2 separate regions of the Homo sapiens genome follow, and region 1 is linked to region 2. A link is a contact called in ENCODE Hi-C or POLR2A ChIA-PET data. All regions are on one chromosome and are shown on one strand. The core of a region is the stretch at or near the end of the contact, and the rest is flanking DNA. Distances in the headings are between cores, read along the strand shown. Region 1 overlaps FBXO10 (F-box protein 10). Region 2 holds the start of TOMM5 (translocase of outer mitochondrial membrane 5).

Evidence for each region. A loop is a pair of places that touch in the nucleus more often than their neighbours do. ChIA-PET counts read pairs that join two places held with the same protein, here RNA polymerase II (POLR2A). Pooled maps may share reads with other maps.
Region 1: a loop to region 2 is called in a map of GM12878, with 2.5 times the contacts of the local background. The contact joins the enhancer-like site here to the promoter of TOMM5 in region 2. A Hi-C loop is called at or near these places in 3 of 168 maps with a recorded cell type or tissue (CD4-positive, alpha-beta memory T cell, CD8-positive, alpha-beta T cell and GM12878), 2 of 37 single-sample maps with no recorded cell type and 9 of 50 pooled maps. POLR2A ChIA-PET finds 5 or more read pairs at or near these places in 6 of 52 experiments (B cell, CD4-positive, alpha-beta memory T cell, HEK293 and 3 more).

The regions. Positions count from the first base shown.
Region 1 is chr9:37,525,868-37,530,685 of GRCh38, reverse strand. FBXO10 (F-box protein 10) reads left to right here. Exons shown (of 11, transcript NM_012166.3): 5 at 1,426-1,562. Among named protein-coding and RNA genes, the nearest start is that of POLR1E, 42 kb to the right of the region's middle. RefSeq lists enhancers at 1,196-1,245, 1,346-1,715. Within about 2 kb of position 1,370, at least 7 of the 41 ENCODE cell types and tissues checked have a DNase peak (open chromatin) inside an H3K27ac peak, as active enhancers do; they include GM12878, where a contact is called at or near this core.
Region 2 is chr9:37,590,876-37,595,251 of GRCh38, reverse strand. TOMM5 (translocase of outer mitochondrial membrane 5) reads left to right here and starts at 2,655. Exons shown (of 2, transcript NM_001001790.3): 1 at 2,655-2,840. The coding sequence starts at 2,720. RefSeq lists silencers at 577-646, 1,046-1,340 and an enhancer at 2,299-3,058.

The sequences.
Region 1 (4,818 bases), core at 121-2,620, 63 kb after region 2:
CATGATTGTGCCACTGCACTCCAGCCTGGGCAACAGAGCGAGACCCTGTCTCAAAAAAAGAAAAAGAAAATACACACAGCTAGCCAGTGTCTCCTGCCAACCCCTTCCCCTCACTGTGTTTCTACCATGCAGCTGGTGGTTGATGCATGGCTTTGGCTTAGGAAATTATTGCCCCTCTGGCTAGAGAGATGAGGGGTTTGCCCTTCTGAGGACAGAGGGATAGCAGGTGGAGGGGGAAGGGAGTGGTATATTTTAGTCCTGGCGTTGTGAAAGGGTGTAGGGATGGAAATGCTGCTGCATACTCCTTTTGGAGCTCTTCAGCCCTGTGCGGGACTTCTCTTAGGCAGTGGTTGCTCTGATGAGCCTGCCAAATCCTTCAGGAAAAATCTGGAAAGAGTAAGAATAAGGAGAGTTTGCACACGAAACACTTTAAAGCCAACTAGAACTTTATTTCTGCGAAATCATTTTGGAAGAGATACAGCTAACTTCCCAATTTACAAAGTATAGAATTGGACTTCAGCTATAAATTAACTTAGAGTGAGATAATTTTATTATTATTCTAATCTAAAAATATTAAGTCACTGTGCAAAAGCAACTAACTGGAATGGGAAAGAGAAAAACTAGATTTCAGATCTGGCTTTTCCACAAATGTACTATATAATCGTGGGCCTGTTTTCCCATTCGCACAAAGAGATATTAGAAATGAATATCTTGCCGGGTGTGGTGGCTCACACCTGTAATCCCAGCACTTTGGGAGGCCAAGATGGGAGGATCACTGGAGGCCAGGAGTTCAAGACCAGCCTGGGCAATGAAGCAAAACCCTGTCTCTACCAAAAAAAAAAAAAAAAGATATCTCTTGGCATTCTGTAGCTCATACACCTTCTAAGACCTTATGCCCCATGGGACAGCTTGGCCCCCCAGTGTCTGCATCTTCCGCTGGCCCTCCCTAAATGAGAAAGGACTAGAAGTCAAACAACTGTGACCCCTCTCTGGATGTGGCCCCTTTAGGACTGCAGTTGGCCAACATTTGGTTGCACTGGGGTGCTGCCTTTCCTCAAGAGATGGCCTCCCTGGACCCTAGAAGTTATGGCCTGGCCAAATGATTATGTGTTTAGGGGACTCATTAGAGGCTCTGAAACTTTCAGTAGCCTGCCTTGCAGGTGAAGACCAAGAGCCCTCCTAAGAGGCTGGGCAGCGAAGACTCCAGTCTTCATAGTCTCCCTTACAGGTTTTCATGTGTGTACTGGTGCAGGAAGGGCAGGGCGGCAGTGTGACCCATTCCCTTTGTCACGGGCTAGGGCTCTTACAGTGACGTCATTTTCTCCACTGTGTTCATCCTGCCGCGGAGGTGTGGGCGGCACCTGGGCACTCTGCTTCGCTGACGTGTCTGATCTGGCTTCTGTGGTGTCTCATTTTCACTTGCAGTGTAACCAGATCCACCATGGCCTTCGCTCTGGCATTGTCGTCCTTGGCAATGGGAAAGGCATCATCCGGAACAATCAAATCTTTTCCAATAAGGAGGCTGGCATTTACATCCTGTACCACGGAAACCCCGTTGTGAGGTGTGTGCTGCTGTTTCCCTCCTTCATCTTTGTTAACCTCCTCCCTGTCTCTCCTCCATTTGAAAACACTCTTTACGGAAACAACTGTACAGATGCAAGCAGAGAAGAGACTTCACTCATCATCCCACCCCAGTAACACAGCGGCTTTTGTGTTTATGTGCCCTTCCAGTGAACTCCGTGTAGGCGTTCTATTCGGCAGTCACTACTGAGCACTTCCAACATGGGCAGGCTCTGCTCCCTGGGAGCTTACTCTAGCCTGGAGAAATGGGCACAGAAGTACCCCCAGGCAGGGATGGAACAGAGATTTCAGCTCACCTAACAGTTTCAGTTACTTGCTAGTGGTGCCTGGGGGTGCTGTGTCAACATCCTGGTGCTGCACCTGGCCTCAGCACAAAAGCATGCTGTGGTCAGGGACTGATATAAGTGATAGGTGGGAGGCAGCAGTGGCAGTCCTGGGACCCTGTCTGCCATCCCAGCTCTAGTATGGGGCAGACTGTGATAAATGCTGTCAGAGTGGTACCAGAAGGAGAGACTCATTCTGACTAGGAGGATGTGGGAAGGCCTCATTTAGGAGGTAGCATCAGAGTCAGACTTTGGAATATGGGTAAGACTTGGACTCATGGAGATAGGGGTAGGGAGGGGTCGGTGGATGTTCCTAGTAATGGAACAGCATGAGCAAAGGCAGCAGGGCACAGCAGATTCAGGGGTTAGCAAACCGTTGACGGTGGCTTGAGAAAAAATCTGACATGGTGTGACAGTGCTATAGAATATTTTAAATTGGGATGGTCCCAGAATATCTTGGGCCCTGTGGTCACTGCAGTGTGACCCTTGACGTCCTTGCGGCAGACCATCTGTGCCACACAGCAGAGTGGAAAGGAATGATGGAAAGAAAGGCTTGGGCCAGATGAGGAAGGCCTTATGTAGACCAAGCTGAGGCGGGGGAGCCTATTCTGTCTACACAGCGGGGACTCATTAAAGGCTCTGAGCAGAAGACTCACACAGTTATGTCTGTGCTTTAGGAGAATAGCTGGCATTAATGGGCAGCAAGTATATTCAGAGCGCTTTCCCCCAGCATTATTCCATAGGTACTTTGTCTCCATGTTGTTGCATGCATGGCCTTTACATTCATCACTTTGGAAAGTTTCACCATATTCCAGTATTTCGATATGCCATAATTTTTGAACCAGACCTAATTGCTGGTTCAAAAATTACGGAATATAATCCTATTTTTCACTGTTACAGACAGCTTACTAAAAACAATTAGTGGTCATAGAGCTCTTTCCCTTCTTCTGCATTATTGCCTGAACAGAAGAGTGTGTATTTGTATGTGTGTGTGCTGTTCATTGAACACACATTCCAGCCACTCTATATAAGGGGGCAGTGATATACAACATGTACAAGAACAGTCCCTGCCTGCCCCATGGAGTTGACAGTCTTATGCTGGAGATGGACACACACTCACACAGCCATGATGGAAGACTCACCAAAATGAGCACTTTACTAGGCATTCATGCAGACTGACCAAGGAACTCAGCCGTGATCTCAGCTGAGCATGTCAGGGAGCTGACATTTGAGTTGTGCTTGAAAGATAAATAGGATTTTATGGCCAGGGAAAAGGCATTCTGGGCCAGAGGCAGTGAAATTCAGGGTATGTCTGAGAAAATGGTGAGAAATGTGGTGTGTTTGGACACGAGATACCAGAGGGATAGTGCAAAGGCAGGTTGTTGCTGGACGGCAGAGGACCTTGAATGCCAAGCATGATAGGCAGAATAATGGCCCCAAGGATGTCCATGTCTTAGTCCCTGAACCCTGTGCATATGTTGCCTTACAAGGCAAGAGGAACTTTGCAGATTTGATTGAGTGAAGGACTTTGGAGAAAGATGAAAGGAGGTTATTTTGGATGATACAGGTGGGCCCAGTGTAACCACAGGCCCTTATGAGAAGGAAGCAGGGGAATTAGATTAAGAGAGCAGGGGCCGGGGCGGTGCCTCATGCCTGTAATCCCAACACTTTGGGAGGCCGAGGCGGGCAGATCACTTGAGGTCAGGAGTTCGAGATCAGCCTGGCCAACACGGTGAAACCCCATCTCTACTAAAAATATAAAAAATAGCCAGGTATGGTGGCAGGTGCCTGTAATCCCAGCTACTTGGGAGGCTGAGGCAGGAGAATCGCTTGAACCCGGGAGGCGAAGGTTGCAGTGAGCCGAGATCGTGCCACTGCACTCCAGCCTGGGTGACAAGAGCGAGACTCCATTTCAATAAATAAATAAATAAATAAATAAATAAATAAATAAATAAATAAAATATTTTAAAAAATAAATAAATAAGAGAGCAGGAGATGTGAGGACAGAAGCAGAAGTCAGAGTGATGAGGCCACAGCCCAAGAAGTGCAGGCGGCCTCTAGGAGCTGGAAAGGATGAGGAGTGGATTCTCCCCGGAGCCTCCAGATAGAACACAGGTCTGCTGACACTTTGATTTTAGCCCTGTGAAACCCATTTTGAACTCCTGGCCTCCTGAACTGAAAGATAGAAATTTGTATTGTTTTAAGCCACCAAGTTTGTGGTAATTTGTTATAGTAACAATAGGAAACTAATACACCAAGCTGAAAAGTCTGGGCTTTACCTTGGGGATGCTGGGGAACCATGAAAGAGTTTTGGGTGAGGAATATCATAATTAGATCAGTGTTGGGTTTTTAAAACATAGTCATCTTGAGAGAATAGGTTGTGCTTTTTTCCTTTGTTTCTTTGCAATGAGAGATAAGAGTCTGGAGCAGGATACGGAATGAAGTTTAAGATCCCTGTAATGGCCTGGATGAGACAAACCATAGGATCTATTTTTGCCACAGAAAGTTATATTTTTTGTCTTTTTATATGTTATATATGTTTCTCTTTTTTCCTTGGATGCAGAGAAGCACAGGACTCAAATTGTGCTCATCTGCAGTTAATATCCCATCCTGGGCTCTTGGTACACTGATCTGTCCCCTTCTTCTAAGTGTTTTCTCATCCCTCCTGTATCTTTATTCTGCTTGCCCCATGTACACACATACACACACTTCTCCAGGTGGCCACGGATCCTTTCTGGAGGTGAGATTTGTAGTAAAAATATGCCAGGGCTCAGTTACTCATGCTGGTAGTCCCAGCTACTTGGGAGGCTGAGGTGGGAGGATCACTTGAGTGCAAGAGGTTGAGGCTAGCCTGAGCAACATAGCGAGAACCCATGTCTTAAACAAAAAAATTGTAAACATTTTCTGGTTCAAA
Region 2 (4,376 bases), core at 1,406-3,905:
TCAAAAGCATCTCAATATATGCCTTCCCTTTCCAACTAAACAAATGGAAGAACTGGGTGCAGTGGCTCATGCCTCGGTCAGGAGACTGAGGCAAGAGGATTACTTGAGCCCAGGAGTTTGAGACCAGCCTGGACAACACAGCAATATTCTATTTCTAACAAAATAGAAAAAAATAACCAGGTGTAGTGGCACGTGCCAGTAGTCCCAACTACTCAGGAAGCTAAGGCAGGAGAAGGACTGCTTGAGCCCAGGAGTGTGAGGTTGCAGTGCGCTATGATCACACCACTGCACTCCAACCTGGGCGACAGAGCAAAACTTCATCTCTTAAAAAAGAAAAAAGAAAATTAGCCGAGCGTAGTGGCACACGCCTGTAGTCCCAGCTACTCGGGAGGCTGAGGCAGGAGAATCGCTTGAACCCGGGAGGCAGAGGTTGCAGTGAGCCAAGATCACGCCACTGCACTCCAGCCTGGGCGACAGAGCAAAACTCAGTCTAAAATAAATAAATAAATAAATAAATAAAGAAGAAGAAAGAAATGGAGTTGCAGTGAAATCAGATACTCGTCCCTCATCACACCACTAGTTGGCAGCAGTGCCAGATCTAGAGTCCATGTCTCCAGTGTTCCTGTTCATGTTCTTTCCGCAGTTCTTGCTGCTTTCAACATCACTGCAGGCTTTCTAAACACTCACCAAGGGTTGGCTGGAGGCTATTCCTTGGGAGTCAGCCCCTCCCATTCCAGAGCTGCCTCTGCTATTCCATTGCATGAATTACAGATGCAAAAGGTTGCTAAAGCTGGAATAAGCAGATGAGTTCCCTTTCTTGCCCCAGTGCCTTACATTCTGTCAACCAGAAAGTTGACCGTGCATATAGTTATTAGTTGCTCTCATAGTAAATTATTGTCCTAATTTATCCAAAGTCCATTGTTGCTATGCAATATGCAGTCAAGAAGGAACATTCTGGTTTTGAATTATGTGAGCAATTCAGTCATCTGGCTTGCGTGTAAGAAGTAGATATGGCTAGTTGGCATGCGTAACTTGGGGCAGCAGCCTACTAACTCTGTTTGGATGCTTCTGTGACAGGAAATCTGGTTGCATCAAACTCTTGACTCTAGCGATGTCCATCCATGTGGGCACTAACTGTTAAAGACTAACAGATGAGCAGTAGGGTGCAGGGGAAAGATAATTCAACTTGACATGATAATTATCTGCATTAGAACCCTGCCCGTGCATCACCAGCAGAATGACTAGACTTTAGTGCACTTTAGACTTCAGCTGCGATGTTCCAGATAAAGGGCTTCACACCAAAGCTGGACTTGGTTTCTGAGCCTCTTTCTATTCATCTGTAAAATGCTGATCAGATTTGAACTTGCTTTATACATATTGTGTTACTTGGCTAACAGTATTTTAAAGACCTCTGTGCTTCAATAATCTGTAAAAAGGCCAGGTGCGGTGGCTCATGCCTGTAATCACGGCACTTTTGGGGGCCGAGGTGGGCAGATCACCTGAGATCAGGAGTTTCCAAGACCAGCCTGGCCAACATGGTGAAACCGCGTCTCTACAAAAAATACAAAATTTAGCCAGGCGTGGTGCTGCGCAACCGTAATCCCAGCTACTCAGGAGGCTGAGGCAGGAGAATCACTTGAACCTGGGAAGCAGCGGTTGCAGTGAGCTGAAATTGCGCCACTGCACTCCAGCCTGGGCGGCAGAGCGAGACTCTGTCTCCAAAAAAAAAAAAAAAAAAAAAAAAGTTTCATCTTTGTCTCTTTGTTTTAACTTATGTAAAGTTTCAAACATACTCAAGAAAGACTAGAATAATTAACTAAAATGAAGTACTAGTCACCAGCAGTTTTTAATATTTTGCTGACATCACTTATCTCTCTCAATACTTTTTTCCCCCTCTGAGGTATTTTTAAGCACATTTGGGGGCCAGGCGCGATAGCTCACGCCTGTAATCCCAGCACTTTGGGAGGCCGAGGCGGGAGGATCGCTTGGATCCTGGAACCCAGGAGTTCCAGAACAGTCTCAACCACCACAATTAGCAATAAAAAAATAAATAAAAATTAAAGCACATTTGGGCAAGATGTTTTAAAGATCTCTGTGCTTCAATTGTCTAATCTAGGAAACGAAGATTATAATATCGAATTCACGGGGGACAATTATATTGAATATTCAATAAATGTTAGTTATCACTGTTTACAGTGGTACCTATGTGCACAGCCCCCTCCAGCGCGTAAAAGCACTTTACAGCGCAGCGCTCCAGGCTCAAGATAGATGTTATTGTTGTTGTTATTATTATTATTATTATTATTATTTTGAGACGGAGTCTCGCTCGCTCTGTCGCCCAGGCTGGAGCGCAGTGGCGCGATCTCGGCTAACTGCAACATCCCCCTCCTGGGTTCAAGCGATTTTCCTGCCTCAGCCTCCCGAGTAGCTGGGATTGTAAGCACGCGCCACCGAGCCGGGCTGATTTTTGTATGACAGATGTTATTAAAGACAGCGTGGAGAAACCAGAGCCTGCGTTGCTGAGCTTGCGGCCGCCCGCTTCACACCGCACTTCAGATCAGCTGGGTCAGGACGTGGATTGTCCCGTGCAGGCATCCATCGTCGAGTGTGGCAACGAGAGGGCGGGAACAGGAAGTGAGGATAGGCCGAGTTCCGGGCGCGAGGCGGCCACCGTGGAGAGCAGAGCGCGGCGGCTGGAAGCTGCTAAGTCAGAGCCGCGATGTTCCGGATTGAGGGCCTCGCGCCGAAGCTGGACCCGGAGGAGATGAAACGGAAGATGCGCGAGGATGTGATCTCCTCCATACGGAACTTTCTCATCTACGTGGCCCTCCTGCGAGTCAGTGAGTGTCTCCCGGGCTGTGACTGTGAGACCAGCGGGGAGCTCACCGACGGGCACCCCTTAACTCTAAGGGGTCATCGGGGCCTTCGAACTGAGCTGAACGGTAGCGGGGAGCAAGGAGGGTGCGCGTTGAAGGCGACGGGCATATGCGCGGTTTGAGGTCTGCGGGTCAGGGTCCGGGCACTGAAGTGCACGTGGTGGCCGGCGCGCGTGTTTAATCATCCTGGTTCTCCCAGCTTGAAGAATGTTTGAGCTGCCGGGCGCGTTGGCTCACACCTGTAATCCCACCCAGCACTTTGTGAAGCCGAGGCGGGCGGATCATTTGGGGTCAGGAGTTCGTGGTGGCGGGCGCCTGTAATCCCAGCTCCTCGGGAGGCTAAGGTGGGAGGATTGCTTGAATCCAGGAGGCGGAGGTTGCAGTGAGCCGAGATCGCGACACTGCACTCCAGCTTGAGTGACAGAGCAAGACTCCATCTCAAAAAAAAGAATGTTTGAGCTGAAAGAGCTCAAGTAATTATCCCTAGAGGAACTCCCTCGTTTTTGCAGACAGAGAAACAGAGAAACAGAACCATAGTTCTAGAAGGAAGAAACAGCCTTCTTGGGAAGGCTGGCCAAAGGTCACTCAGCGATTCAGTGAATGATCTTGACCTAAAATCCAGAACTCTTAACTCAGTACCAGGTTCCTTCCCTTTCTTTTCTTTTCTTTTTTTTTTTTTTCCTCGATACACAGTCACGCCCTGTTGCCCAGGCTGGAGTGCAGTGGCGCAGTCTTGGCTCACTGCAACCTCTGCCTCCCGAGTTCAAGCCATTCTCCCACCTCAGCCTCCCAAGTAGCTGAGATTACAGGCGCGCGCCACCACGCCCGGCTAATTTTTGTATTTTTAGTAGAGATGGGTGTTTAACCATGTTGGCCAGGCCGGTCTCGAACTCCTGACCTCAGGTGATCCACCTGCCTCAGCCTCCCAAAGTGCTGGGATTACAGGCGTGAACCAGCGGCCGGGTTCCTTCCCTTTCAAAAGTGCTGACCTTTGAAATCCAAAAAGTTTTGCTTCATTTCTGTTTCTTTGTATAGAGGGTGAAGTGAGTCATTAGTTTTTTGGAAAAAAATGGGAAAAAAGAATATGAGTCTATAGGATTAATGCAAATATTTGAGGTTTTTTTTTCTATATCTTAAAATTGACAGGAAGTTACTCCCATTATATAGTCTTGACAGTGGACCTTTGAGGGAGGCAGGGCCTAAGATTCTTTATATCATTTTACAAATGAGAACTTGATTTTCAGAGGGGACTTAGCAAGGAAGGAAGGTATCAGAGTTATAGGAACACTGAATATAAGAACTGGAAGCAGCTTTATGATCAGTTCTCGAATGCCCTGCCTTCTCGTTCTCAATTCAGTATCCTTTCCATTGTTCCTTGCTGTATATTATTGGCCAGCCAGTCTGGATGGAGCGGCAGGGATGGTTCAAATAAATGAAGGCCATACCAAAGTCATCCTATTGAAGGCTCATGTTGGGCTTAGGCCAGAGCTCACTGATACT